Linked DNA regions of Homo sapiens: region 1 is linked to region 2. Evidence: chromatin loops called from intact Hi-C (ENCODE). Cell type or tissue: heart right ventricle. All regions are shown on one strand. Each heading gives the region's core, and the rest is flanking DNA. Links, peaks and the distances in the headings are about the cores only. Region 1 overlaps MOXD1 (monooxygenase DBH like 1). Region 2 overlaps STX7 (syntaxin 7).

The links. Hi-C counts contacts between places; a loop is a spot of excess contacts. Peaks named below come from ENCODE experiments on the same cell type or tissue, not always from the same donor. Only the 100,000 strongest peaks of a DNase experiment are listed, where the experiment ranks them.
Region 1: a loop joins it to region 2, with 9 times the contacts of the local background. A loop is called at or near these places in 73 of 110 quality-filtered maps.

Annotation. Positions count from the first base shown.
Region 1 is chr6:132,294,215-132,310,124 of GRCh38, reverse strand. MOXD1 (monooxygenase DBH like 1) reads left to right here. Exons shown (of 12, transcript NM_015529.4): 11 at 12,170-12,338; 12 at 12,808-14,070. The coding sequence ends at 12,972. Among named protein-coding and RNA genes, the nearest start is that of MOXD1, 99 kb to the left of the region's middle. In heart right ventricle, for the core only: CTCF peaks have their summits at 9,595 (motif pointing left) and 11,581 (motif pointing right); a DNase peak (open chromatin) is centred at 9,596.
Region 2 is chr6:132,476,948-132,492,857 of GRCh38, reverse strand. All of the region lies in intron 2 of STX7 (syntaxin 7), which reads left to right. Among named protein-coding and RNA genes, the nearest start is that of STX7, 28 kb to the left of the region's middle. RefSeq lists an enhancer at 1,882-2,121. In heart right ventricle, for the core only: CTCF peaks have their summits at 8,285 and 8,501 (motif pointing right); no DNase peak of the experiment used is centred there.

The DNA of each region.
Region 1 (15,910 bases), core at 4,964-12,963, 180 kb after region 2:
TGGATATTAGATCTTTGTTGGATGGGTAGATTACAAAAATTTTCTCCCATTCTGTAGGTTGTCTCTTTGATCTGATGATAGTTTCTTTTGCTGTGCAGAAGTTCTTTAGTTTAATTAGATCCCATTTGTCAATTTTGGCATTTGTTGCAATTGCTTTTGGCGTTTTTGTCATGAAGTCTTTGCCCATGCCTATGTCCTGAATGGTATTGCCTAGGTTTTCTTCTAGGGTTTCTATGGTTTGCAGTTTTACACTTAAGTCTTTAATCCATCTGAGTTAATTTGTGTATAAGGTGTAAGGAAGGGGTTCAGTTTTGGTTTTCAGCCTATGGCTAAGCAGTTTTCCCAGCACCATTTAGTTAATAGGAGATCCTTTCCCCATTGCTTGTTTTTGTCAAGTTTGTTAATGGTTGTAGATGTGTGGTGTTATTTCTGAGGTCTTTGTTCTGCTCCATGTCTGTTTTTGCACCAGTATCATGCTGTTTTAGTTACTGTAGCCTTGTAGTATAGTTTGAAGTCAGGTAGTGTGATGCCTCCAGCTTTGTTCTTTTTGCTTAGGATTGTCTTAGCTATACAGAGTCTTCTTTGATTCCATATGAAATTTAAAATAGTTGTTGCTAATTCTGTAAAGAATGTCAATGGTAGTTTGATGGAAATAGCGTTGAATCTATAAATTACGTTGGGCAGTATGACCATTTTCATGATATTGATTCTACCTATCCATGAAAATGGAATGTTTTTCCATTTATTTTTGTACTCTTTTATTTCCTTGAGCAGTGGTTGATAGTTCTCCTTAAAGAGGTCCTTCACATCCCTTGTTAGCTGTATTCCTAGGTATTTTATTCTCTTTGTAGCAATTGTGAATGGAAGTTCATTCATGATTTGGCTCTCTGCTTGTCTATTGTTGGTGTAAAGGAATGCTTGTGATTTTTGCACATTGATTTTGTATCCTGAGACTTTGCTGAAGATGCTTATCAGTTTAAGAAGTCTTGGGGCTGAGATGATGGGGTTTTCTAAATATAAAATTATGTCATCTGCAAACAGAGATAATTTGACTTCCTCTCTTCCTATTTAAATACTCTTTGTTTCTTTCTATTGCCTGATTGCCCTGGCCAAAATATCCAATACTATGTTGAACAGGAGTGGTGAGAGAGGGCATCCTTGTCTTGTACCAGTTTTCAAAGGGAATGCTTCCAGCTTTTGCCCATTCAATATGGTACTGGCTGTGGCATTGACATAAATAGCTCTTATTATTTTGAGATATTTCCATCAATACCTTGTTTATTGAGAGTTTTCAACATGAAGGGATGTTGAATTTTATCAAAGGCCTTTTGTGCGTCTATTGAGATAATCATGTGGTTTTTGACTTTGATTCTGTTTATGTGATGGATTATGTTTATTGATTTGCATGGGTTGAACCTGCCTTGTATCCCAGGGATGAAGCCGACTTGATTGTGGTGGATAAGTTTTTTGATGTGCTGCTGGATTTGGTTTGCCAGTATTTTATTGTGTATTTTCGCATCGATGTTCATAAGGAATATTGGCCTGAAGTTTTCTTTTTTTGTTGTGTCTCTTCCCGGTTTTGGTATCAAGATGATGCTGGCTTCATAAAATGAGTTAGGGAGGAGTCCCTCTTTTTCAATTATTTGGAATAGTTTCAGAAGGAATGGTAACAGTTCCTCTTTGTATTTCTGGTAGAATTCAGCTGTGAATCCATCTGTTCCTGGGCTTCTTTTTGTTAGTAGGCTATTAATTACTGCCTCAACTTCAGAACTTGTTATTGGTCTATTCAGGGATTCAACTTCTTCCTGGTTTAGTCTTGGGAAGGTGTATGTGTCCAGGAACTTACCCATTTCTTCTAGATTTTCTAGTTTATTTGCATAGAGGTGTTTATATTCTCTGATGGTAGTTTGTATTTCTGTGGGGCCATTGGTGACATCCCCTTTGTCATTTTTTTATTGTGTCTATTTGATTCTTCTCTCTTTTCCTCTTTATTTTCTAGCTAGTGATCTATCTATTTTGTTATTTTTTTTTTTTCAAAAAACCACTTCCTGGATTCATTGATTTTTTTGAGAGTTTTTCCTGTTTCTATCTCCATCAATTCTTTTCTGATTTTAGTTATTTCTTGTCTTCTGCTAGCTTTTGGATTAGTTTTCTCTTGCCTCTCTATCTCTTTTAACTGTGATGTTAAGGTGTTGATTTGAGATCTTTCTAGCTTTCTGATGTGGGGATTTAGTGCTATAAATTTCCTTCTTGACACTGCTTTAGCTGTGTCCCAGAGATTCTGGTACGTTGTCTCTTTGTTCTCATTGGTTTCAAAGAACTTGATTTCTGTCTTAATTTCATTATTTACTCAGGAGTCATTCAGGACCAGGTTGTTCGATTTCCATTAATTGTATGGTTTTGAGTGAGTTTGTTAATCCTGAGTTCTAATTTGACTGCACTGTGGTCTGAGAGACTGTTTGTTTAATGACTTCAGTTCTTTTGCATTTGCCGAGAAGTGTTTTACTTCCAATTATGTGGTCGATTTTAGAATAAGTGCCATGTGGCACTGAGAAGAATGTATGTTTTGTTGATTTCAGGTAGACAGTTCGGTAGACGTCTACTAGGTCCACTTGATCCAGAGCTGATTTCAAGTCCTGAATATCCTTGTTAATTTTCTGTCTTGTTTTTCTGTCTAATACTGACATTGGGGTGTTAAAGTCTCCCACTATTATTGTGTGGGAGTCTAAGTCTCTTTGTAGGTCTCTAAGAACTTGTTTTATGAATCTGGGTGCTCCTGTATTGAGTGCATATATATTTAGAATAGTTAGCTCTTCTTGTTGAATTTTTCCCCTTACCATTACGTAATGCCATTCTTTGTCTTTTTTGATCTCTGTTGGTCTAAAGTCTATTTTGTCAGAGACTAGGATTGCAACCCCTGCTTTTTTTTTCTTTCAATTTGCTTGGTAAATTTTCTTCTATCCCTTTATTTTGAGCCTATGTGTGTCTCTGCACGTGAGATGCGTCTCCTGAATATAGCACACTGATGGGTCTTGACTCTATCCAGCTTGCCAATCTGTGTCTTTTAATTGGGGCCTTTAGCCCATTTACATTTAAGGTTAGTATTGTTATGTGTGAATTTGATAATTTGATCCTGTCATCATGCTGCTATTTGATGATTTTGCACACTAGTTGATGCAGTTTCTTCATAGTGTCATTGGTCTTTACAATTTGGTATGTTTTTGCAGTGGCTGGTACGAGTTTTTCCTTTCCATATTTAGTGCTTCTTTCAGGAGCTCTTCCAGGGCAGGCCTGGTAGTATCAAAATCCCTCAGCATTTGCTTGTCTGAAAAGGATTTTATTTCTCCTTCACTTAAAAAGCTTAGTTTTGCTGGATATGAAATTCTGGGTTGAAAATTCTTTTCTTTAAGAATGTTGAATATTGGCCCCCAATCTCTTCTGGCTTGTAGAGTTTCTGCTGAGAGGTCCACTGTTAGTCTGATGGGCTTCCCTTTGTAGGTGACCTGGCCTTTCTCTCTGGCTGCCCTTAACAGTTTGTCCTCCATTTTGACCTTGGAGAATCTGATTATTATGTGTCTTGGGGTTGATCTTCTCGTGGAGTATCTTAATGGTGTTCTCTGTATTTCCTGATTTGCATGTTGGCCTGTCTTTTAGGTTGGGGAAGTTCTCCCGGATAATATCCCGAAGCATGTTTTCCAGCTTGTTTCCATTTTCCCCATCTCCTTCTGGTACTCCAATGAGTCATAGGTTAGGTCTTTTTATGAAGTCCTATATTTCTTGGAGGCTTTGTTCATTCCTTTTCATTCTTTTTTCTCTAGTCTTGTCTGCATGCCTTATTTCAGCAAGGTGGCCTTCAAACTCTGATATCTTTTCTTCTGCTTGGTTGATTCGGCTGTTGATATTTGTGTATGCTTCATGAAATTCTCGTGCTGTATTTTTCAGCTTCATCAAGTCATTAATATTCCTCTCTAAACTGATTATTCTTGTTAGCAGTTCCTCAACCTTTTATGAAGGTTCTTAGCTTCTTTGCATTGGGTTAGAACATGCTTCTTTAGCCCAGCATAGTTTTTATTACCCATCTTCTGAAGCCTGCTTCTGTCAATTCATCCATCTGATCCTCCATCTAGTTCTGCACCCTTGATGGAGCGATGTTGCAATCATTTGGAGGAGAAGAGGCACTCTGACCTTTTGGATTTTCAGCATATTTTTATTGATTCTTTCTCATCTTCATGAGTTTGTCCAGTTTTGGTATTCAAGGCTGCTGACCCTTGGATGGGGTTTTTGTGAGTGCTTTTTTTGTTGTCATTGATGCTGTTGTTGTTGCTTCCTGCTTGTTTTTCTTTCAACAGTCAGGTCCCTCTTCTGTAGGGCTGCTGCACTTTGCTGGGTGTTCACTTCAGGCCCTATTCATCTGATTATTTCCCACACCTGGAGATGACACTCCAGGAGGCTAGAGAACAGCAAAGATGAGTGCCTACTCCTTCTTCTGGGACCTCTGACCTCAAGGAGCACCAACCTGATGCTAGTAGGATTATTCCTGTACAACCCCTATTGAAGGGTCTCACCCATTTGGCTGGCATAGGGAACAGGACTCATTTTACAAAGCACTTTGTCCCTTGGTGGAGGGTGTGTGCCTTGTTGGGAGAAAACCCACTCATCTGGGCTGCCTGGATTCCTCAGAGCTACCAGGAGGAAAGGCGAAGCCTGCTGGTCCACAGAGGCTGCAGCCACCCCTCCCCTTAGGGGCTTAGGACTAGGGAGATCCAGCTTCTGTCCCTGAGCCTCTAGTTGGAGTCATTGGAGTTCCTCCAGGGAAGCCCCACCCAGTGAGGAAGGATGGGTCAGGGTCAAGCCTGAAGAGGCATTCTGGTGGAAGACTGCCACAGCCAGTGTGTTGGGCTGTGGGGAACAAGTCTTGTGACCAAGCCATCCAGCCTCTCTGGCTCCAGCAGGGGAAAAGCACAGTCTGGAGCTATAGAGATGGATGCTGCCCTTCCCTCGCCCAGGGAGCTTAGTACGTTAGGCAGTTGCGAGTCCTAGTGCTGGCTGCTGCTCCTCTCCCAAGGAGCTCAAACAGCTTAGACAGTAGGCAGCTGCGGTGCTGATCGACCCTGCCCTCGGGAGTTTGGTAGGCTTAAGCAGATTCCAGTTGAGAGACTGTTGGCTAAGTTTATGTTTACTCCATAGACTCTCAAAATGTTCTTAAAATAATATATTTTTCATTCTTACCAGTGATGTGTAAGAACTCCTGTTACTCAATATTCTTGGCAGTATTTTGTATTTTCAGTATTTTGCATTTTATCCATTTTAATGTGTATCTAGTGATATTTTCTTGTGGCTTTATTTTCCATTTTCCTTGTGACTAATGATACTGAGCCTCTTTCACATGTTTATTGGTTATTGTAAAGCAGGTTCGCTGTGCAGGTTGTCTGAGTCCAGTAAGAAAAATCATACTTATACACAACAAGTTACATTAAATGGGTTTATTGCTTACAGATAGGCAGCGAAAACAACAGAATCCTAGAATTTATTGTAAGCCAGTTTTCCAAGGCTCAGGAAATCTGCCTGGAATAGATGGAGCCTCTACTGTACATGTCCCAGTTGCATGGCAGCTGAAAGACCTTGACAAGCAGCCCATTCTTGGTTTTATATCCCAGGGCAATGTGAGATTCAAGGCTAAAGCATTGAAGGACTCTCTGTTTCCAGGGGAGTCTCTTAGTTGGCTTGGGGTGGGATAACAAAATAGCTTAGACTGGGTAATTTATAAACTACAGAAAATTATTGCTTATTGTTGTGAAGATGGGGAAGTCCAAAATCAAGGCACCAGCAGTTTCAGTGTCTTCTGAGGGCTTGCTCTCCACTTCCAAGATGGCACCTTCTTGCTGTGTTCTCACAAGTAGAAGGTACAATTGGAAGGTTCCCTCAAGTCTCTTTTGTAAGGGTACTAATTCCATTCATGAGCATGGAACCCTCTTGACCTAATCACCTCCTCAAGGCCCCACCTCTTAATACACTGCAGTGGAGATGAGATTTCAACATGAGTTTTGGAGGGACATGAACATTCAAACCCTATTGGGGGTACTGGAACAGAACCTGGGCTATTCCAGTCAGTCCCTTCCTATCTCAAGATTTTCTGTTTCCAGCACATTATATAGTTATTCTTGAGAACTACAAGCAAAAATGAGAATGGATTGGATTGGTCCAGGGCCACCCAGAGAATTGTCCTAAGGTTTTATGTATATATGTATATATATATATATATATATATATATATATATATATATATATACACACACACACACACACACACACACACATGTGTGTGTATATATGTATATATGTGTATATATGTATGTATATATATATATATGTACATGTGTATAAATAAATGTGTGTGTGTGTGTGTGTGTGTGTGTATGTATACAGTCAGCCCTCTGCTTTCCCAGATGCAGAACATGGATTCTGCATCCATGGATTCAACCAACTTCAGATAAAAAATGTTTGAAAAAATTGCATCTATATTGAACATGCACAGAATATTTTTATTGTCATCATTCCTTAACAATACAGCATAATAACCATCTACATAGCACTTACATTGTATTAGGTATTATAAGTAATCTGGAGATAATTTAAAGTAGCTAGGAGCATGTGCATAAGTTATATGTAACTACTACACCATTTTATATAAGTGTCTTGAACATCACAGATTTTGCTATCCTCAGTCCCCCATGGATACCAAGGGGCAACTGTGTATTTCTTTTTAATTATTTGTTAGAATTTTTGTTCATTGTTCATTGAATTACTTGTTTTCTTATTACTGAGTTGTAAGAATTCTTTATACTTTGGATGTAAGTTCTCTGTTGGATGCCTGTTTACAGACAATTTCTCCCAGTCTGTGGCTTGACTTTCATTTTATAAAAGCTGTATTTATTGAAGTTTGTTTCATCATTTTTTTGGTTTGTTTTGTGCTTTTCATATCCTGCTTAAAAAATCTTTGCCTACTCAAGGGAAGACTTTCTCTTGTTTTCCCCCTGAAAAGTTCACAGTTTTAGCTTTTACATTTAGGTGGATCCATTTTGAACACATTTTTGTGTGTAGTGTAAGGTAAATCCAACGTTCTTTGTTTTTCATATAGATATCAAGTTGTGCAAGAACCATTTGATGAAAGAAAACTACCTTTTTACTATTGAATTACTTTGGAATATTTGTTGGAAAATCATTTGTCCATATATTGGTTCTTTCTGGATTTTCTATTCTGTTTCATTGCTCTATATGTTTAGCCTTACTCTAAAACCACATTTAATTATTATAGTTTTATAGGAAGTCTTAAATGTAGGTCTCCAAAACTTTGTCATTTTTTCCCAAAATTATTTTGATAGTCTAGGTTTATTCTATTTTCATACATATATTTAAATCAACTTGTCAATTTCATTTTTAAAAAGGACCTGCTGGGATTTGATTGGGATTATACTGAATTTCTAGACAATTTGAGAGAATTGATACCTTAACAATATTGAGTCTTCTAATCTATGAACATGGTATGCCTCTTCACTTATTTACTGTTCTTTCATTTCTCTAAGCACTTTTTTGTGGTTTTCAATATAGAAGTTTTGCGCATGTTTTGTTAATAATATGTTTTTTTAAGTTTTAGTTATCCTTGTCTGCTAATTCTTTAATCTCTGTCATTTCAAGATCTTGGAGTATTGACTGATTTTTTCTTCTAGTTTAGATTCACATTTACATACTTGTTGATGTGTTTAATAATTTTTTGACTAGACATAGACAACAGGACATTATGCACATTCTGTTAATTAGTACTAGGTTGTTTTTATTTCTTTAAAGAACCTTGTTAGCGTGAGTCTAGAATAGATGTTTACTCCGTGTAGTCAACAGAGACATTCCACTCTGGCTAGTTTGAGCTCAAATGTCTGCTAGCTCTATACAGGCTCTGGGAATTGTTTAGGTCACAATCTTCTAGTTGTTCATTGCCCAGTCTTGTGGATTTTACCCTAAATATAGTTGGCTTATTGCTTAGTTACTGACTCAGAGGATCCTTATACAAATTTTTCCTCTGCAGTAGTCTACCTTGAATATGTAAGCTTCTTCAGACTCCCTTAACTCTGGTCTTCATCTCCTTAACTTATTGAGATCGTCATTTTCTGTTTCGAAATTCCCTTTCCTGCATTCTGGTTCAGAGAATGCTTCTAGGCAGAAAGCTGGGATGAACATAATATTCAAACACCTTATTTGTTTCCTTCCTTTTGGGGATCATAGTTCTGTGCTATTTTCCAATGTCCAAACCAGCTGTTTCATATGGTTTGTCGAATTTTGAGTTTTTTACAGGAAGTTAGTGTCAGTTACTCCAACATGGCCAAAAGTGGAAGTCTGTTAATGAATTTTTGTTCCTTTTGCTAGTTTTTGATCACATGTTTACTTGCTTGATGGATGGAGAGTGTGTAATATAGTTCATTTAGCTATAAGTACATGGACTTTGTTTCTTGGTTAAATCTTCCATCTCTCTTCCTTCCTTCTCCTTCTCTACCCCGAGAAAGACATTAGCAATAAAACTTTTAAAACAGGAGTCCAGAGAGGCTCAGATAAGAAATGTAACCACAGATTATTTTTCTCCATCTGCTTTTCAATTTATATAGAACAGAGGGACCAAGTATAAAAATCATTAAACTTTTAAAATTTCCATTGATCAGTTTGAATTTATAAGAATAAATAGCTTTATGTTCCACTTAAAAATTTAAAAAATTACTCTACCATGGTGTATTGCAGTCAACTTTGCTATCTTCTTAGAAAAACATGTCTCAGAGTTTAGATGGAATTTACAAAGGAAAATTACCCATCAATATTAAAGCATAATAATAACACTGTTTTTTATTGACTACAGTAATATATATATATATATATATATATAATACCATTCGTTTACATGTATGTATGGAGAGACATTTACACACTGACAAGATATGCAGAAATGTAACTTTTTATTTCTGTAACATTCCCAATTATTTCCAACTAATCCCTAATCCCAGTAAAAGCAGAAATACTTGCTACTTTAAGGTTACCTGGTTTAAAGCTTAGTCTTTTTGAAAAAAAGTATTCAGGATAAATATTCACTTTTTCTGTCTGCTCTTTTCTCTAGGAAATAATTTGGAAGTGTGTAGGATAGGCTAGAAAGGTTAGAGATGACAAGTAGGATGTTTATTAGTATAAAGTTATTATAGAACAGGGGCCTAAACCAAGTTAGTGGGAGTGGAAAGGAGATGATAAATATGAGACAAAGATGCCATCTCAGAAAGGTTGATGACCACATCCCCAGGTCACCCAGCCTCAGTCATTCTGTCTCCAACATACGCGCCATTGGGCTTGGCCTTTCTACATATCTGTTCTAAAAACTGACAAATGGGGTTACACCTCTTCTGTCACTTTATGTTGGACAATCTCAATAATAGGCAATTTAGTAAATTATTATAGCAGCAAAGCTTTTTAAGATTTCATCTGTGTATAATGGTCACACTATTCACTCTTAACAGCGGGGCACCAGAGGCTTTAGGCAACCTAAGCACCATAGTAAAGCTGTCGTGCCACCTTGTGGTGTTTCAGATGGTTACAGACTGATGATTTTCCCCTAGCATTTATCTGGTTATAAAATTGATTTTCTCTTTTTCAAATTAGGCATTTTATCTTTTTGAAAAGTAAATTTTATTTTTAATAATTGACTTAAAATGATCAATAGCTGTAGCTTTTAGTGCTTTTAAAAGGACATTGTATGCAAATATAATAACTTCTTTCAAGTCAAGTTTTTGCTTGATACTAATTCTGGATTGTGTCTCTACAAAATTGTCACAATATGTTTAATTTTCAAATGCTATAGATTTTAGGCCATTGCTAGGTATGTTTATGTAATGCAATGCTGATTGCTCTTACTTTATGGGGCTTCACTTTAAGGTCTTTGTATAAAATAATGCATTTAAAACTCAACAAAGATATATATTGATTCTAATTAAAGGAAATTATGAAAAATGTAAAGATCTATATATATTACCTATTTTCCTCATTGTCTCACTTATTAGATATGGAAGAAATATTTCAAATTTAGACATAAAAAATTATCTTTATAACTCCAAGAAATTAATAAGGAACTTTTAATTTACTTAAAAAGATGATATTCAATGTGCCTGAGTGGGTTATGTATGTTAAGAGAGAGAGAGAGAGAGAGAGAGGGAGAGAGAAATGACATAAATAAATTTTAAAAATATGAAGATTAATGTATATTCTTCAGCTGAGATTATTTGATAATTATAGAAATTACTGTAACATCTTGGGATGTTATGAGTGCCAGATACTTTCTAGTCACCATGATAATTTCCTGCAAGGTCCATGGATTAATGTAAAATTTTGTGACATGCCAGCACTTACACTTTTCCCTTTTTCAGGAATCAATAATATAAAACTTATATTTAATGAAAGACAACACCTGAAAACTATCTTTTCAAGCAAGTTATGTCATTCACTTTTTCACTTCACTTTTTCTGTCACTTCTTCTGTCTGCTCATGTCATTCTTGTGATTTCTTTTTCCTTTCTTGAATATTTGGCATGTGATTTTTGGAGTGGCAGGTGAAGGCAGAGTGTATTCTATATAGGGTATTTTTTTTCTCAGTACATTTTTAAAATTTCAACTTTTATTTTAGGTTCAAGGGATGCATGTTTAGGTTTGTTACAATGGTATATTGTGTGAAACTGAGGTTTAGAGTATGAATGATTCCATCACCCAGGTAGTGAGCCAGGCACCCAACAGGTAGTTTTTTCATTCTTGTCTCCCTCTCTCCCTCTCTCTCTAGTAGTTCCCAGTGTCTGTTTTTCCCATCTTTATGTCTATGTGTATTCAATGATTAGATCCCACTTATATGTGAGAACACGCGGTTTTTGGTTTTCTGTTCCTGTGTAATTCACTTAGGATGATGGCCTCCAGATGCACCCATGCTGCTGCAAAGGACATGATTTCTTTCTTTTTTTGTGTGGCTACATAGTATTCCATGGTGTATATGTACCACATTTTCTTTATCTAGTCCACCTTTGATGGACACCTTGGTTGATTCCATGTCTTTGCTATTGTGAATAGTGCTATGATGAACATACAAATGCATGTGGTCTTTTTGGTAGAACTATTTATTTTCCTTTGGGTGTATAGCTAGTAATAGGATTACTGGGTTGAATGGTAGTTCTGTTTTAAGTTCTTTGAGAAATCTACAAACTGCTTCCACAGTTGGCTGAACTAATTTACATCCCCACCAACAATGTATAAGCATTGTCTTTTCTCTGCAACCTTGCCAATATCAGTTGTTGTTTTTTTTTGCATTTTAATAATAGCCCTTCTGACTGGTGAGATGGTATCTCACTCTGGTTTTTATTTGCATTTTTCTGATGATTATTAGTGATGTGGAGCATTTTTTCATGTTTTTTGGCCTTATGTATGTCTTCTTTTGAGAAATGAGTAAAATTTTTGAAGCATTGATCAAATCACATTTTTTGTTGTATTTGTCTTCTCACTTAGCTAAGCCAAAACAGATCAGCCAGCAGGGGTCAGGCTTTTATAGTGTATGGGTTTGAACTTTCCATCTCTCACAGTATCTTTTAGGAACCTGCAGGTTTCTTGATTACACCATTAGCATTGTACTTTTCAGAAATGAATGCTTACCAGTTAATTTTTTAACTAGAACCAAACCAAATTAATGTAGAATTGTGAGACTCTGTAGAAGCTTTCTGAGACAAAATTATTTGTTTAAATTTTGACCGGGCATGGTGGCTCACACCTATAATCCCAGCACTTTGAGTGGTGGAGGTGGGAGGGTTGCTTGCGCCTGGGAGTTCCAGACCAACCTGGGCAACATAGCAAGACCCCATATCTATTAAAAAATATAAAATTAAAAATAAAATTAATGCCAATCTGCTACTAAAAAATAAATATCATTCTTTAAAAATCTTTTATTTGGTATTTCTTCTAGTAATCACTGATGAGCTCATCAACATTTTGCATTAGGTTATCTATGTGTATGAAAATGAATAAGTGTGAGATCTATTTTAGGATGCTGAAAAGTAAAGGAAACATGTAATGCATTTGTTCTGAATATGACTAACTGTGTCTTTTAAATTCAGGACCTGGCCTTTCATTATCAAAAGTCCCAAGCAATATAAAAACCTTTCTTTCATGGATGCTATGAATAAGTTTAAATGGACTAAAAAGGAAGGTCTCTCCTTCAACAAGCTGGTCCTCAGCCTGCCAGTGAATGTGAGATGTTCCAAGACAGACAATGCTGAGTGGTCGGTAAGCTCTTTTTAACCTCTGACAACCCAGATGACACATTTTATCTGAATCTATTACAGGAAAACCTAAGGAGAAGACAAATATCCATAAATCCAGGGGTCCAGTTGCCTTCTAATGTCTGATAATTTTTGTTCAATGATTACTTGGATTGACTGAAAACTCCTCATTCTACCCCCTTTCAAGAGAAAAATTAGTTCTAAAACTAAGGTTGGGATAGAGCAGGAACAGGCCGGAATGAGTGCTGCAAAAAGCAATAGAGCCTGCTTTGTATTCTTTTCCAAAGGAGTGCCTGGCCCTCTTTTCTGTTTCCTCCTTAACCCTAGGTTTCTGACTCCCCCAGTGTGTGACTCCTTTGGTAACCACTCCTGCCCCCTTTATCCCCTGCAGAAGTGTGGGCAGCTGAGCGGCCTGGTCACTGTGCTGCCTTAAATCAGATGTTCATTTGCATTGTTTGTGCTTCCATTTTCAGATTCAAGGAATGACAGCATTACCTCCAGATATAGAAAGACCCTATAAAGCAGAACCTTTGGTGTGTGGCACGTCTTCTTCCTCTTCCCTGCACAGAGATTTCTCCATCAACTTGCTTGTTTGCCTTCTGCTACTCAGCTGCACGCTGAGCACCAAGAGCTTGTGATCAAAATTCTGTTGGACTTGACAATGTTTTCTATGATCTGAACCTGTCATTTGAAGTACAGGTTAAAGACTGTGTCCACTTTGGGCATGAAGAGTGTGGAGACTTTTCTTCCCCATTTTCCCTCCCTCCTTTTTCCTTTCCATGTTACATGAGAGACATCAATCAGGTTCTCTTCTCTTTCTTAGAAATATCTGATGTTATATATACATGGTCAATAAAATAAAACTGGCCTGACTTAAGATAACCATTTTAAAAAATTGGGCTGTCATGTGGGAATAAAAGAATTCTTTCTTTCCTACTACATTCTGTTTTATTTAAATACTCATTGTTGCTATTTCACTTTTTGACTTGACTTTTATATTTCTTTAAAAAATTCCTTCCTTTTAAAAAATATAAAAGGGACTACTGTTCATTCCAGTTTTCTTCTTCTTTGTTGTTCTTCTAGTGTGACTTTTCAAGTGTAACAGCCATTCTTCCTGACTTTAATATTGTCCAGTTCTGGTCTTTTCTGTGAATTACCACTGGGCCCCTTACCTCAATGCTTTTTGTTGATGCCCACTCTGGTTCCCTTGTTTATCTGAGTCTGTTGGTACCCCAAATGACCCCACACCCATCTTAAAGTACTTTTTTTCACCTTCCCTGTTTAGTACTGGCCAGATGAGTTTTTTCTAGAGCTCTGTCACTATCTGAAAAGAAAGAGGCTATGGGAAACATAGAAATGGTATGTATTAATAACTGATCATAGGCTGAGGAGAAAAAATGTAGCTGGCTGCAAACCCAGTGCTGTGAGGTGACTTATATGAGGTTCCAGATCAAAGACAGGCCGTGTGAGCCAGTCCAGGAGGGTGTAAGTTCTGAATGGTTCCTTGCTGACTTTGGGTGACACATGTACCACATACTGGCTCAGTTTAAGTCATGGTTCTATTGTAGATTTATTTTTATATTAGTTAATAAATGACTTTAAATTGTCACCAATTGAAAATCTTGTCACTCTTTTGGTTTTCTTTATATAGCTCAGCCAAATCTTGTTTTATGTCCTGTCCTCATCTCTTAAGCTAAATCTGTTTGGATCATATTAATAAACTAAATGAAATTACACTTTTGTGTGGTATTTTATACATTGTTTAAGAAAAGTAAGTGATTCAGTACTAGTATTAACAGTAAAAGTCAATTCAGAATGTTGCATTTTCCATTCCATTTTGAAGCCCTTTTTGCCCCATAATGTCTTCAACACAAAACGTATTGCCTTTTAAATAAATATGTTTCAGAGTATTTCCTTCTTGATTCTTAGAACTTGTACATTTGATGAAATGTTTTTAATATTTTTGAGGCATATTTTTGAGTTTACTTTCTTTTTATTTTATAAGTGCTATTTCACATTCTATGATTTTCCATTCAAATATTTATATGAGAAATATAATTCCAAATGCTCCCTATTTGAAATTTTATGTTGATTTTTACTTCAGAATTTCTGAATTTGAGGTATCAAAGTCAAATGATTTCCTCCTGAGATTCTGTAATATTATATTTGTTCTTACCAAGAACAAATATTCTGTAATATTATATTTGTTCTTGGTAAGGAAGGTGAACATACCAGCTAGACGAGGGTAAACAGCTTTGGAAGCTTAATTTATGGAGCCAGGCCAGGGAATCTCTTCCATTGATGTTACTAAGAAGAAAGTTGACATTATTCTTCTGGAAATTCTCATGAATATATGTGATTTCAAGGAATAGACTCTATTTCAAATTGGGATAGGTTATCTGTTGTAAGTTCTATAGAATTCTGATTGTATTCTAAGTTATTTGGTCTTATGTTGAGCACACCTTCCTGAACAGCCGGGCTTTTTATTACTCCTTTTTCAGAGAGGCTTTTAATTGCTTTCCTAGATTAAATAGCATCACCTGACACCTAGGCTGTCAGGCACAAGTCCCCGAGACTTTGGGGAGAATGGGGTCTCCATGTATGATGGTCTCTGGTTGGATCCTTAGGTTCAGAGAGTGTGGAGAAGACATACCTGGTGAAACCAACATTCATCAGTGCCATGTAAAATTGAGGGTATCCTGGGTGATCTTTTTTTTTTTCTGAAGGGGGCTCAGGCAGAATCAAAGGAGTCCTAGCAGTGATAAGAGTGATGTAGTCAATAGAGGTAGACATATTAAGAGCTTCAGACTTTGTCCTAATGGCTCCAGAGGCCAATGATGGGTGGCAAACAAAAGGACATTTGGAAGCAGTATGTAAAGGCTATTGCTCAGCCAAACTCATTATTGGGTGTAAAAGTCATTTCAATTTTTAATATAAGTATTGGTGATTTAACAACTTTGAAATTAAAACTTTTTTATATCCCTAAGTATTTTCTTACATCTAGGTCATAATAAGTGGAATTACAGAAATAATCATTGCGTATTTCAAGAATTTTGATGAAATATTGTCAGATAACTTTAACTTTTTCTCAAATGGTTTGGAAAAATTATCTATCCATCTATCTATCTATCATCTATCTATCTATGTGGTATCTGGCTATGTATCTACAGAGAGAGACATGTAAAATGATAATAATGGGTGAGTCTGGTTGGAGAACATAAGATTTCTTTGTACTATTGTTGCAATTTTTTAAGTTTGAAATTATTTCAGAATAAAAAGCTAGAAATGCAGAAAACATCATGAAGAATCCAGCTACAGCACAGTGATCCAGGTAGGTTTTCTTCCCTTTGCAGTATTCCTACATTTTGAGGTGGTAAAGAGAGAAACTAGATGGTGCTTACTCCTCAGATACCCCTGAGAGAGGGCAGAGATGACTGCAAGTTTGTCAGTTCTGACTAAAGATAGGATGTGCTTCCAGTTTGGAAGGAAAAAAAAAAGAAAAAAGGAACCACAAAACAAAAAACAGAGGGCTTGAGGGACCCAGGGAGTGAGGAAAAATCCAAAAAACTAAAAAAA
Region 2 (15,910 bases), core at 4,035-12,034:
TTTGTTCAATAATCTCTTTCTGGAAGATATGTAAGCTAGTATTTTAAAACTATTTTTAATTAACTGTTTACTTTGTGCCTTGTATTAGGTATCTTTTATTCCTTTTTTTGTGCATTGTTTTTGATCTTCCAGTCACCCTGGTCAGGTGAGAAAATTTAGGTTTGGAGTGGTTGTCACTTGCTCAAGTTTGTACAACTGTTAAGTGGCAAAGCTGGTATTTGAGCCCAGGAGAGTCTGGTTCATATAACATGGTGTATTTGGATCATGCTGTATATTGTACCAGGGTGTTACTTGTGCATTTATGTTCATTCCCTGTGTGAGTATTTATTAAACACCTGTGATGTGCTAGGGACTGTCTGGATGCTGAAGCTATGTCAGCGAATAAAATAAAAATACCTGCCTTTATGGAGTGAACCTTTAATGAGAGAAGACAGACATAAAATAAATAAGTAAATTATGTCATATGTTAGAAGGAGATGTTAAGTGTTACAAAAAGAAACAATGACAAAAACATACCGGCATGTGCTGGAGAGGGGTTTGCATTTGATAAATAGGGTGCACGGGGAGTTGGGATGGACCATACTGAGGAGTTCCTCGTTGAGCACATATTTGAAGGAAGGAAGGGAATGTGTCCCACAGTATCTAGGGAAAGAGTATTTTAGATGGGGAAATAGCATGTCCATGGGCCCTCAGAGTTAAGCACCCCTGGCCATTAGAGGAATGGAGAGGAGGGAAGAGAGAGAGTTGGTACCAGGTCAGGTAGGGCCTTGCAGGCTGGTGTAAGGACTTTTACTCTGGGTGGAGCAAGGGTTATGAGGAGAGGAGTGCAGTGCTGGTGCAGAGGCAGTGCAATGTTGGACTCAACCAGAATTTTAGATTTTGTCAAGTGGTTAAGAAGGGAGAGAGGGGCTTAAGATATATGCAAGAGTCTGGATATGGACTGACTCCAGAGTTTAAGTTGGTTAGGGAGTGGGTGACGACATTGGAGGTGAGGAAATGTGGCAGAGTGGCAGGATCAATGGATGGCAGGTTGGAGTTGGGGCCAGGGGAGTGAGCTGGACATGCAGGAGGTGATTTCTAAGTAGATTGCCTGAAACCAAGATTATGGAAGAGTGACAGTTCCTGGTAATGAGAAGGTGTTTGATGGGATCTTGGAGTGTGTGGCTGAGGGAGGGTGGAGGACAGAATCATTTCAGTAGGAGACGTGTGCAAAGAATGGAGGCCAGCAGGATGGTGGAAGGATCGTCAGCCTGTGTATTGAAATCACAAAAAAATTAAGATAGGAGTCATGTTGGACAGAATGGCAGCGAGCCAGAAACTACAACCAATGAAGAGTGAGGGGCGGCCCAAGGAACCTAAAATGACTAAACCTGCAGTGGGTGGTGATCATGAGGCCTGATGTGTTCTGCGTCTGTCTGTTATTGTGCTTCTTGTCATGGGGTCTTTATTTTTGAATTTGTCCTTCTTTTCTGAGTTCCTTCAGTCTCTAGTTAGTCAGTGCATGCATGTTATCTGGCCATCTCTTAAGAGTTCTTTTGTGATCTTCCTTTAAACTGTGATTACTTCATTGAGTTTTTTTTTTTTCTTTTAATCCTGTGGGTATTTTGGGGTATAATTTTTACCATATTCACTTTGTGGCAACATGTTCTCCTGCTGTGAGTTCTTTTAGGGAGTTTTACTGTTCTTTTCCACATTTTAAAATAGTCTTTTGTGTGGTTACTCTCCCCATTTTTTTTTGTTTTTCAATGGAATGAGTTTGATTTTCCTGGCAGGAGATTCCTGTGGAGGGAGAGGGAAGTGCCCATTTCTCTGCTCAAGGGCTCTATTCTCTCTGCTGTGCTGTGCTGTGCTGTGCTGTGCTGTGCTGTGCTGTGCTGTGCTGTGCTGTGCTGCACTGAGGGACTGTTTCTTTCCTCCTCTGCCTCTCAGCCCCTAGCCTGGTGTAGGAGGGCTTCCCGCTCCATCCCTGATGTCATCCCAATCACTTCATCGGCCCCAAGATGCACAGACACCTCTTTCCAAGGTGTTCCCCACCTGGTTTTTGAGTAGGGTCGGCAGCCCATGGCCTCCTGAATCTGTTCCGTGTCTCCTTTTCCCACCTTCTCCAGCAGAGTCCCCGGTGCTTCTCAGCCCTGCTTCTGCCCATTCTCACTCTGGGTGGGATCAGCTCTTCTGATGATTTGCTGGTGACAGTGTGGAGCTCTGCAACCCCGGTTATTCTCCGCCCCACCCATACGGCTTCCTGCTCAGGACCTGCTATTTTCTGTTGCTTTTGGCCGTATGTACACGTTTTTGAGAATTTGGTCATATTTACACATTTTGTGTTAATTTCTCTGAAAATGTAATTTTTATGGGTTTTCTACCTGCTCCCCCATTCTATAATATGCCTTGAGGAGGGAAGAAGGAGGAATATTCAGAAACATGCTTCTACCGTGTTTCTATAAGAAGCAGAAATCGATTTTCAGTGTTTTAGAAACAGCTGCCAGCATGTGTTGGCAGTTAGAACTGATCAGAAATGACTGAAGTAAAAGGTTTGGGAATCACTGCCTGTAAACTAGAGGGGAACTCGTGACAACAATTCAGCTGCTTTTGGAGCAGTAGGAGAATTATTGGGCCCTCGAGTGGATGACAGGAAGGAAGCTCATCATGATGGGCAAAAGATGTGTCAGCGGGGTTGGGGAATTGCAAGGCGCAAGGCCTCACCACTGCCCAGTCCTTTCCTGTTTGCTTCTTACACAAATCACATTGTTATGGAACCGTTGTTGCTTCTGATTCCAGACTACCTCAGAGCAGGTAAACTGAGCAGATCCATGTGAAAAATGTTAGGATGAATAAATTTGCTAAAAGACCCAGCTTGTAATGTTCCAGCCATCTAGAAGTCCAAATTATTGTTTACATACAATTTTAGATGACTTGTTTTTGTACTTTATTTTTAAGAACTGTGCCCTCAGATTTAACCCTTTATTAATCTACAATAGCTTTAAAATGCCCCCAAATTTCCACTGATTTGACCTTTATGCCTTTCTACCTTTAAAGTATCCGGGAAGAGAACCAATGACAAAGTGAAAATTAAGTGTGTTGTAAATTTGAGATTGCTTTGTGGAAGCGGGCTATGCCTTCAGATATTCTGTGCTGGGAAGGGGAGCACAGGAAGCCAGTGTAGTTGGGCCTTGCGGGTGGATGCTCTCCATTGAGCTTCCAGCCTCGAGACTCATCCTTTAGAAGATCCTTCTCCATCTCCCTTCCCACACTTTCTCGTCTCTGCAGTTTGGATCAGTGCTTTTGCTCACAAAGAAGACAAGTGTTCTCTTCAGGTCATAAGACAGAGCATGAGATATACTAGTGCTAGAGGGGAAAAGCCAGAATTATTTTAGTAGCCATCCTTCACATTCTCCAGGAAGTTTTTCTACTTGTGATACACTTTTTAGAATTTTAATACACTTTTCTTGGTTTTTCTTGAAAAATAGATAGACATGGGTATTTCTAATGATACATTTTTCTCTACACATTGTACCCTATAACGAACCTGGATCCTAACTCTAATTGTACAAGACTTATTAGTAATAACATCTTGTACTTTTATTCTTACAAAGATCTATGCCATTTCTAAAATGTTTACATATATATCATCCTTTTTTTTTTTTTTTTTTTTTTTTTAAGACAGAGTCCCACTCTGTTGCCCAGGCTGGAGTGCAGTGGCACAATCTTGGCTCACTGCAACCTCTTCCTCTGGGTTCAAGCTATTCTTGTGCTTCAGCCTCTCGAGTAGCTTGGACTACAGGGGTGTGCCACCATACTTGGCTAATTTTTGTATCTTTAGAAGAGATGGGTTTTCGCCATGTTGGCCAGGTTGGTCTCGAACTCCTGGCCTCAAGTGATCTGCTTACCTTGGCCTCCCAAAGTGCTGGGATTACAGGCACGAGCCACTGCGCCTGGCCTATATCACTTTGTTTAACACTCCAAACCACCCTCTAACAAAGCTAGAGGGTTTGATAGACGAGGAAAGATTGGAGTCTAAAACAGAGTTTGTTTCTTTCAATATTTAGATTTTTTTTCTAGTCCTGTTTTAAATATGTCACTTATATGCAACTGCTAGATACATGTCACTGGCACATAGTAGCTGACTCCTCCCTCCCAATTACGGGCTATAACTATCTTTTGTCAATTGATATTTATCATCTCTACAATTCTTATAATTATATCATAGATTATTAAGTATTAGCACTCAAGTATGGTTCACATTAGATAGTCAAGAAATGTAAATAAGAAGCTGAACACTTAAAAAAAACTGAGAACTCCCTCATAAGACAGTTTTAAAATACATGGAGCAAACACTGACAAAACTGCAAGGAAAATAGACAAAGCCACAATTATGGCTTTCGGTACCCTTCTCTGAATAATTGATAAAACAAGTAGATACAAAATCAGGATACAGAAGATTCAAAGTACTAATCACCTTGATGGTGACAGCCACTTATAGAACAGTCTATTCAACAACAGCAGAACACACGTTTTTCTCAAGTGCACCCAGAACATTTATTAAGATAGACTCTATTCCTGTCATTAATCAAGAGTTTCAACAAACTTTAAAAGATTCAAGTCATACAAGATAATATTCCTTGACTACAGTGAAATTAAATTAGAACTCAGTAACAGAAAGATCCCTGGAAAATCCCCTAATGTTTGAAAACCAAACACATTTCAAATAAGCTATGGATCAAAGAGAAAGCCAAAAAGAGGAATTGGAAAATATTCTGAACTGAACGTAAATGAAAGCATCACATATCAGAATTTGTTGGATGGTATTAACTCAGTACTTAAGGGAGCACTAAACACCTGTATTAGAAAAGAAGACAGGTCTCAAATCATGACGTCAGTTTTCACCCTAAGAAATTTAGAAAAAACAACCGAAATTGCAAAGTCAGCAGAACAAAGGAAATACAAATCATAGTGGAAATCGAAGGGAGAAAAAAAATCAATGAAACCAAAAGCTATTTCTTTGAGATCAATAGAACTGATAAACATCTAACCAGACTGAACATGAAAAAAATAGAAGAAACAAATTACTAATATCAGGAATGAGAGAGATGATATATTATAAATTCTACATATTTTATATGTAAAAATCTATACATATTTACATATATTCTGTACATTACAGAATCTATCATATATTTAAAGGTTTTTTCCTTTGAAATGGTTTTTATTTTATTTATTTCACTTTAAGCTCTGGGATACATGTGCAGAACGTGCAGGGTTGTTACATAGGTATACATGTGCCATGGTGGTTTGCTGCACCTACTAACCCATCATCTAGGTTTTAAGTCCCACATGCATTAGGTATTTGTCCTAATGCTCTCCCTCCCCTGCCCCTCATCCCCTGACAGGCCCTGGTGTGTGATGTTCCCCTCCCTGTGTCCATGTGTTCTCATTGTTCAACTCCCACTTATGAGTGAGAACATGCAGTATTTGCTTTTCTGTTCCTGTGTTAGTTTGCTGAAAGTGATGGTTTCCAGCTTCATCCATATCCCTGCAAAGGACATGAACTCATTTTTTTTATGGCTGCAATTAAGAGAGTATTATAAACAACTTTATGACAATAAAGTTGACATCTTAGATGAAATGGATAAATTCCTTGATAGACACAAATTATCAAAGTTCACTCAAAAAGAAGTCAGTAACCTGCCTAGCTCTATATCAAGAAATTGAAATTACAACTTAAAACCTTCTCACAAAGAACCAGACTCAAATATCTTCACTAATGTAATCTATCAAATATTTAACTAATTGTACACAAACTGTTCCAAAAAATTGAAGAATTCGTTTTAGCAGGTCAGCATAATCCTTATATTGAAACCAGATAAAGACAGTAAAAGAAGAGAACACTACTAGGCTGGGTGCAGTGGTTCATGCCTGTAATCCCAGCACTTTGGGAGGCTGAGGCTGGCGAATCACCTGATGTCGGGAGTTCAAGACAAGCCTGGCCAATATGGTGAAACTCTGTCTCTACTAAAAGTACAAAAAATTAGCTGGGCATGGTGGCGGGCACCTGTAATCCCAGCTACTTGGGAGACTGAGGCAGGAGAATCGCTTGAACTGGCAGCAGGAGGTTCCAGTAAGCTGAGGTCACGCCACTGCACTCCAGGCTGGGCATGACAGAGCAAGACTCTGTCTCAAAAAAAAAAAAAAAAAACCCAGAAAAAAACACTACACATCCATTTCATCTCATGACATAAATGCAGAAAATTTAAACAAAATTTAACTAATCAAATCACCAATATTTTAAAAGGATGTAACAAGTGGAGTATATCCCAGGAATTCAGGGTTGGTTTAATACTGAAAGAGCAATAAATATTGTTCATTATGTTAACAAACTTAAAAAGAAAACCTATATAATCATCTCAATAGATGCAGAAAAAGCATTTGACAAATTCTACTTCCATTCCTAACAAAAATTCTCAGTAAACTAGGAGTAGAAGTGAGCTCTTTAACCTGACAAAAGATCATCTATGAAAACTTACAGAGTGTCACACTTAATGGTGAAAGACAGAATGCTTTCCTTTATAAGATCAGGAACAAGACAGGGATGTCTTGCCCTCACCACTTCTATTCAGAATTGTACTAGAGGATCCATCTAGTGCAGATGGATAATATAAACAAATAAAAGGACTTCACATTAGGAAAAAAAGAATTAAAACCATTTGTATTCACAGACATAAATGTCTATGTAGAAAATCTGATGGAATCTACAATTTAAAAAAGCCTGCTAGAATAAAAAAGTCAATTTAGTAAGTATCTGATCAATGTACAAAAATAAATTGTATTTCTCTATACTGGCAATGAGCAATCAAAATAAAAATTTGAAATTTAAAAAGCTGGCATTTACAATAACATCAAACATTATGAAATACTTAGAAGGCAATATAAGTGAAACACTTGAACACTGAACAGTACAAAATATTGCTGAAATTAAAGAAAGCTTATATAATTGGGAAGATATACCTTGATCATGGATCAGAAGACAATATTGTTATTTGAACAGACACTTCAACAAAGAAGATATACAGATGACAAATAGGACATAAAAAGATGTTCAACATCATTAGTTATTAGGAAAATACAAATTAAAAGCACGGATACCACTATTAACCTATTTGGCAAAATTTAAAAGACGGAGCATACCAAGTGCTGGAGAGGATGTAGAGGAACAGAAGTTTTCATACACTGCAGGTGGAAGTGTAAAGTGGCATCACTTTGTAAAATAGTTTGACTGATTTAAGAAAGCTAAATGTAACACCTGTCATACTATCCAGCCGTTCTACTTCTATTTATCCACACACAAAAATTAAATATATGCCCATACAAAGACTTGTAGGGCATATACTTATAGGAGCTTTATTTGTAATGGACAAAAACGGGAAACAACACAAATGTCCATCAATAGTGTTGTATCATACAGTGGAATACTCAGCAATAAAAGGAATGCACTATTGATATACACAGCATGGATGAATCATAAAATAATTAGGCTAACTTAAGCCAGACACCATCCTTTTTCAAAAACGAATAAATACTCTGTGATTACATTTATATAAAACTTTAGAAAATGCAAAATACAGAAAGCAACAGAAAGCATATTAGTGATTGCTTGGTGATGGAGGGGGGAAGGAACAGATATGCAGGAGGGAGGAAATTGCAAACTACAACAAGGAAACTTTTGAGGGTGAAGAATCTAATAACTGTCTTAAGTGTGATGATGGTTTTACAGATGTACACATATGTCCAAACTTGTAAAACTATAGTTTATGCGCTTTGTCAGTTGTACCTCAATAAAGTGGCATTTAAATAAAAAACGTTAATAAGAATATTCCTATTATTCATTTCTGACCTTCAAGAGAACAACAGACTCTGTTGAGCGCTTACTATATCCAGTACACGGTGCCTACCTATATTGTTCTCGGTTAAAGTTTATGACAGCTGAGAAATAGGTGCTTTCTCACTGTTGAAGCAATTATAGCTTGGAGACATTAGGTAAATTGCCCAGGGTCAGCAGCCAGGAAGAAGTGAGATATCAGGCTGTCTGGCTCCAACTCTACTTGCTGGTCAGCCTTCAATTGTACTTCTTCCTCAGTGTGATGTGGCTGAGTCTGTGTTGGAATCTCAAAATCACCTGTCCAGGGATTTTACTAACCATTATTTTTTTTTCTATGTTTGGCTGTTACAAGTTGGTTATTTTACGTTGAAAACAGATGTTTTCTGCTAAAAGAGAAGATAGCTATTCTTAGTTATTTGGAGACAGTTCTTTAAAGGTACTCTGTGTGTGTGTTAGGTTGATCTGCCATGCCGCCACAGCCTGGCCAGTCTCATTTGTCAGACAGCATCCATTTGCTGGTGAAGTCTGACGGGTGGTAACATTATGTATTAATAGCCCCTGATACCAAATTCAGCCTACAATTTTATGACAAACTATTCTTTACTGTAAAGCTTTTTTCTTAAATAATCCACTAGATGGCAGCAGACCCACGTGGAACAGAATGGATCTTCATTGCTGTAGAAGAGCCAGAAACGGGACACTGTTTTGTTTTTGATGACCCAGTAGTGCATCTTTTTCGGATGTGTAGGAAATGGTATTATTTTTCTGTTATGAAAAATGTAACATACTCTTTGAAGTCACGTCTGTGGAAGTGAGTAGTGGTACAGATAGTTCAAAATTGTAGATAATGCAAAAATAATTTTTTCTTTGTATTCTCGTAGAGACACATGTTGATTTAATCCTACCTGTATGCATTAGATGAACTTTTCTTCAAGAAACTGTTTATTCTTAATTCTTTTTATGGTTGGAAAGACTGCGGCTTGTTTCATGAGTTTTTTTCTTTAATTGGACCTATGCCAATCAAAATAGAAGATGACTGTCCTATAAATTCATAGCACCTAAGGCTAGATAATGAAGTGAAATCCTACAGACTGGACTTGGGAGAAAGTAGGAGGATTATTTATTTTTCCAGATCACCATACTGCTTGTCATCTGACTAGAAACCTCTTATCTCCCTTTCTCTAAGCTTATTTTTCTCAAGCATTTTTGAACATGGTCAATTGGGGTGTCGCAGAAGATCCTGTGAACCACATATCCTACTATCCATACCTTCTAGAAGGGGAAGAACTTAGGAGATGGCCAAAAACCAGAGAGTAATAACATGATAGAGTGCTAACAATATTTTTGCAGCAAATATGCTATAAAAATGCTCATCCAAAACAATGAAAAAGTGTTTTGTTTCTAAATTAGTATAAGAGCAGCAGATGAAAATGAGGTACTCAAGCCAGCACCTATGATGGGTGAATAGCATATTCTGAGAATCAAAGAACTTCAACTCAGTGTACATGCATGTTCAATGGAAATTTTGTGACATTGTTAAATATTTTACTAGATAGACTTAATGCAGTGACTGCAGTAGGCCCTCCTTTTCCATGGATTCTGCATGGATTCAACTAACCATGGAACAAAAATATTCAGAAAAATTTTAAAAATAAAACACAGTACACTATAACAATTTACATAGCATTTATTATATATTAGGTATTGTAAGTTGTGTAGAGGTGATTTCCAGGAGGATGTGCATAGGTTATATGCAAATACTATGCCATTTTATATTAGAAACTTGAGCATCTGCAGATTTTGTTGTCTTTGGGAGGTGGATGGAGGGAGGCATGGAACCAATCCTCTAGGGATAGTGAAGGATGACAGTACATTCAAATAACATGCCAAGTTGAGTTTTTAAATACAAGGTTTTAGTAATTTTTAATAACTGAGGACAAAGACTGGCCAACTTTCCCTGTAAAGGGCAGATTCTTTTAGACTTTCTTTCATTTTCTTTTTTTTTTTCTTTTTTGTTAACCCTTTAAAACTGTAGCAACAGTTCTTAGCTTGGAAGTCTGTACAAAACCAGGTTTCAGGCTCTACGGGCCATAATTTGTTGACCCTGGTGTAGGAGGCTAATGCTAGTAGTATATAAAATCAAGTCTGTGGAATCTTGGCAGTTCATAAAACCCAGAGAAAGAGCAGGCGTTTCTTCCTTGATCACTTTCAGCTGGGAAGAAGGATCCTTGTGATCCACTGCCAGACCTAAACTTACTTTGAGCACTGCTGGAAACATCTAACATCTCAATTCAACTCCTTCAAATTACTTCTTCAATCTAGACACACTTATTTTTTCTTTGTTTGCTTTGTCAACTGTCACACACCTGGATTATGAAATAATGTGTTTTAACATCTTTTACTTTCAGTCCTTTTAGCACATTGAAAAAAGTTTTTTGAAAACCAAGAAATCTACATTCTAACCCTAGCTCTTGTACTAAATAGCTATAGTTTTTGGAACAAGTTATTCTGTCTGGTTCTCAACTTCTTTGTTTATAAAATAGGATTGAACTAATACCGTATAATATTTTTTCCAAATTTGATTTAGTAGTTTCAGATTTATGTTCCTATAAGCCCTTTATCACCTGATCAGATGATGCCTTTAATTGATCCTCAAGTGTAGACCTGCTCAATTTAAAGGAATGCAACCAAATTAATGTTCACGTTCAGAAGCCCTCTCGCTGTGCCTGGTACGTAGCAGATGCCCAGTAAATGTTTGTCGAGTGAATCAATGAATGAATAATAAATGGGCATAACTACCTTTCTTAACTCTCCATTTATTTATGCTGTATGTTTTAGAAATATATATTATTTCTTACGTACGTTTTGATCTTCCCAGTATTCTTTTTATGGTTCACTCATAAAACTATTCATTGAGGGTCAACAATATGATAAATTCTGGAAAAACCAAAATGAATAAAACTTAGGCCTTGCCTTCAAGAAATTTGCCTTCTAGTTAGGGTGACTAATAGGTATTCTGATCATTTCAGTGTAGGTCTGAGTATGATATTAGAGGTTTGAATCTCCAAACTGAAATGTCCTATTTCTTACCCTTCAAACCATTACAAATGCCACCTTCATTACAGCTTTTTGGATTGTCCTCCAATAGAACACACATATTATAGGTCATTGTTTGAAACATTGTTATAGCATTTGTTGCTGCTGCACCCTCTTTGAGTTTATATGGTGTTTGTACTTTTGGGGTTTTTTTGTCCTTTTCTAGTTTGTATGCTGCATAAGTGTAGGGGGCCTTGTCTTCCATTTCTGTTCATGAGAAGCTCTCATTAGTTAAATGCATTCTATTAGGCAATAACATAATGGTTGTTTTCTGAGAGGCTTCATTTTATGAGACATTGTATTATCTTAAAAAATTGTTTCAGAGTGACAAGGAGGTTGTTAGCCAGAGCCTTTGATTTTTAAGAAATTTCAGTATCTATAAAACCTAAATCTACAAAACCAAAAGCACAGAGTAAATGTAGCTTTTGATTATAACTAGATTGTTAGTGATAGTGACTAATACTTTCATTATTAATCACCTGTATGATAATGAAGGTAAGCAATGTTCAAAGAATCTTAAAACAGTTTTGTTGCTTTAGCAACCAGTTTTTTTCCCCCTCCAAAGATTGGCTCTGTGGTGCTACTTCTCAGTGGTCATATTATAACCAAAAAGATCCCAATCTAATAGTAGTTTTGGGTATTAGGTGGCCCAAAATAAATTTCACTATAATTTATCCCTTTTGTTTTCTACAGTGAACACGCCTCCTTTTTTCATACCTAAGCTTAAAAACAAAAGCTCCTGCGTGACACACTGCTGCTATCCCTCATGCAACGAGAACTCCTTTCCCATTTCCACAGAAGGGATAAAACTGAGGTCTATTCAGTTCCTGTAGCCAATGCCAAATTTAGGGGGTGATTTCCTGTGTGCTCCTCCTCTTTCAGCAAAACTGAACAGCAGTATTCCTTAGCCTGTGGAACAGTGTCTCAGAGTAACCACAAATGGTACATTCTATATATAACAGTGGAGGAAATAGGGAAGGAGACGAACAGTTAATATATCTAAATATATACATTGCAGAGCAAGAAAAAGAATACTGGCAGGTGCTAAGTTACCACTCTACAACTGATCACAGGCTGCAGTTTGTATTACTATTTTCCTGTTATAATAACCATTCCACTTTCCTCTTGCCTTCTTTCAGCACCTCTGCTGTTTGGGATAACCCAGATTTTCAGCCCTGGGTCCTTGTTGCTCCTGCTCACAGGCTATGTGGTACTCACTTTTATGAGTGAAGATGGCAGTATTATCAGGCCCCCTCCAGTTCATCTCCCTTTTACTTGTGTATGAGCGTACCCCAAATTCCGCTTAATAATTACCTCAATCAACATACTACCTTGGCCCTAAATGACCAGTTGTAGTCTTGAAAACGTGATTGTTTTCCTCCCTTGGATGTTGTCTCTAAGTCACCTTGAGAGATGGAAAAAATTGTACAAATGGATAATTAGGTGTAATCGTGAAATATTGGACTTTACTTCGACCTGTTACTTCCCAAATCCAAGTTTCTTTCTGGCTGTAGGTGAAACAGCACCATGGAGTGGTGGTTCTTTGAGACCATAAGGATCCTTCAGTTTCCCAAGATGCTTGTCTCCCAGGTGGTGCCAGGATTGAGTCTCAGTAGGCCGTAAACATTCTAGAAGTCCAGCAGCTTCTAGATAACAGAATACATGGCAGAGCAGTGAATCCCATTGTCCTTGGAACACCGTTAATTTTTTTTCTCTGTAATTTCTTGAGCAGAAGCATCGGTGTGTGGAACACCTTGATTGTGACTAATAGGTGGATTAGGAGTCTGGTAGAAGCATGGGGTCGGGGGAGTGGGGACGGGCCACAGGGGGCACAGTGGGTGCTTAGAGGATGCATAACAGAACCCAGAGTAATACCATTGAAGTGAATATAAAATTCTGCCTCCTCCAAGATGGAAGGAGCAGCTAGTTGGGTCAACCCTCAACAACGGCACATCACTAGTTTACTTTTTATTTTTAAATTAGCACGTTATTGAAAGTGTTTGTAAAGATAATTAGCCATAGAAAATAAAATGGGTAAAATCATCTCTGTAGAGCGTATGGATGTGCATCTGGGAAGTCCAAAGGATGAATGAAAAAATTAATACAAAAAATCAAACAAAAATGATTTAATAGAGTATAACATGAGATTGCTATTGCTGCAAATTGGTGTACGGCAATACCCATGGTCATGTCAGTCTGAGTAAGAGGAAATCCATATTGTTGAGTCTATATGTGGCTTTTGTTCTGACAGCCATTGCTAGTTTATTATTTCACTGAACAAGTGCTTCAGGAGTTGGGGTGAGGGATAGGCTGACTGACATACGTAGAGCAAAATGTAGAAAGGCTGTACCAACAAGATACAATTCATGGTGAACAGCTAGAGTCACTTGGTTACCTTGTACCATTGTTTATTCTATCCAGGGCTCAGTAGCAAGGCCAGAACAAGTCTCAAAAGGAAGGTTTTGCTCCAACATTCTAAGGGACCCCTGTGTTTTTCCTATTGGGATTTGCTACTAGTTTTCTTCGGTGCCCTGAAATTGCACAGGCTTGATGTACCATTGCATCAGCTGGGTCATTAAAGCCAAGTTGTAGATCTGCTTATACCACCACTTGAACTCGCTGGATGGTCTTTTCTTTTTGGGAGTTGAAGCTAAAGCTGGTAACCTTTGGGTCATTCAGTAAAGGGTGGAAGCAGCATAAAAAGTCTGTTTCTCATTTGTACTTGAGGCTACAAAGAAAAGCACTTTGCAGAAGTATGCCAGTTATCTACAGATTAATTCACCAAGATTTTTCACTGAGGAAACACTGCCCTGTATTTTCATGGATTTATTTTCTACCTGCTGGCTTACTTATGCTTTGCAGGCATCTAAGAGTACATGTTGCCTCCTGCTTTTCTGGTCCTAAAAGCAGACGTAACCAGTGTATTGGACTAATGTAGTGTCCTGTAGGAGGAGATGATCCGTATCCTTGACAACGAAATTGTAGTACAAAGATAGACAGTGTGCATAACCGTGAGATAAGCCTGTGAAGGCTCGCTGATGTCCCATCCCATTGATAGCAAATCCTTTCTCATGTTCTCTGTCCTTTAGGGTAGAGCAAAAAGTATTTGCCATATAAGCAGGTATATACAGGTTGCTAGAGATTGTGATGCTCTGTTGTAGTAAATCCATCACATTTTGAGGAACAGTGCAGTTGGAGTCACCACCTGAATAAGCTTTTGCTAGTTATCATGAGCATTAGCCTTCTGCATTCTCCAGATAGGCCGGTTAAATGGGAATGAGAGGCATGTCCACTCCCTGCTCTTTCTGTCCTTGATGGTGGCATTTCTGAGTAATTCCCAGGGAATAGATAATGCCCTTGGTTTTATTTTTTTATTAGAGTGGGTCCCCAGGGGCTTCCAATGATTTCTTCCTTCCATAAGAGCCCTTACTCAGGGAGTATGAGTGAGAACTGGGGGTTGCTCAGTATATCTGTTCAGAAACCGGAAATTACCACATGGTGGAACTAGGCTCCCATTGGGCCTGTCAGAATCCATTTCTACTCAATTCTTTAATTGGCTGAGTAATTTTATATAGCATTCATGTGGTGTACTTGTTTGTACTTTGCAAAATTGATATGCATTTCGGTCCTTTTTTTGCTATTCAGTTTATTCATGAATATTAAAGTTCCTATTCTTGGCCCATTTTTCTTTTTTTTTATTATACTTTAAGTTCTGGGATACATGTACAGAACGTGCATGTTTGTTATATAGATATACACGTGTCTTGGCCCATTTTTCTACTGGATTGTCTGACATTTTCTAAATTATTTATAGTTATTGACTATTGCTCCCTCTTTCTTATATATTATGTAGTCTTTACCTTTTGTTTTTAAGGCCTTTGATTGTAATTATATTCTCAACTGCTTTTCATAATTTTTACCAATCAGAAACATAAAAGTTTAATTATCAGTGAAGTTGAAGTTTTGTTATGTACACATTTGCCTTTTGTAAATTGCAAGATTATAACCTTTGTCCATTTTTTACTGGGCTGTTGTTCTGTTACCAAAAATAATTACCATTGTAGTTTAACCTCTTTCCTCATCATAACCTGCAGTTACTGTCTCCTGTGTGTATATGAACACACACTTACATATATACTTGTGATATATGTACACATTTTTTGTATAACATTTAACCAAGTTATTTTATGTAGTCAAATTTGTCAATATTTTCCTCTGTGGATTTTAGTTTTGTGTCATGCTTAGCTAATATTTTATATCTCTTACTCCAAGATCATGTATAAGATCATATAATAAAAACATTTATATTTCTTAGAGCAGTTTAATATTTTCAATTTTACTATTTAAATTAATGGTTTATTAAAAATGTATTTTGCTATATGCTGGGAGGTAGGGTTCTTTCTCCCCTGCCCAAATGGTTAGTCAGTTTTCCTGGTGTCATTTATTAAATAATTTATTTTTTCTCACTTGCTATGATTTTTTCCTAAAGAACAATAACACTTTAGAGTTGAGATAAATACCTGCCAATAGTCTATCGATGCCCATACTACAGTTTGTATTATCAATACGCTTAAGAAAATAAAGCCCCTATAAGGCAGTTCAAGAAAATCTGTTGAGGTTGAGAGGGAATATATAGCTAATTATAAGCAGCCATAAGTTAAACACGGCAAACAAAATTTGTTTGTCTTATGAAAGGAAAAATCAACCCCCAAAAAGCAAAAATAAATTCCTATTAAATTAGCCAAATGCTAAGAGTTGCTATATGCTTTGATTCTTCTCTAGTGTTTCTGTTTTTCAGCTTTCACTTAAAAGCAGTATTTATTACATCATTCGCGGTGACCAAAATTATCCTGCATTTTGTAATACTTTATCATTCCCTTGAGCATGTAAATAATGAATAGTTTTAAAGCATTTAAGCTATATAAGTAAACCACTCATTTA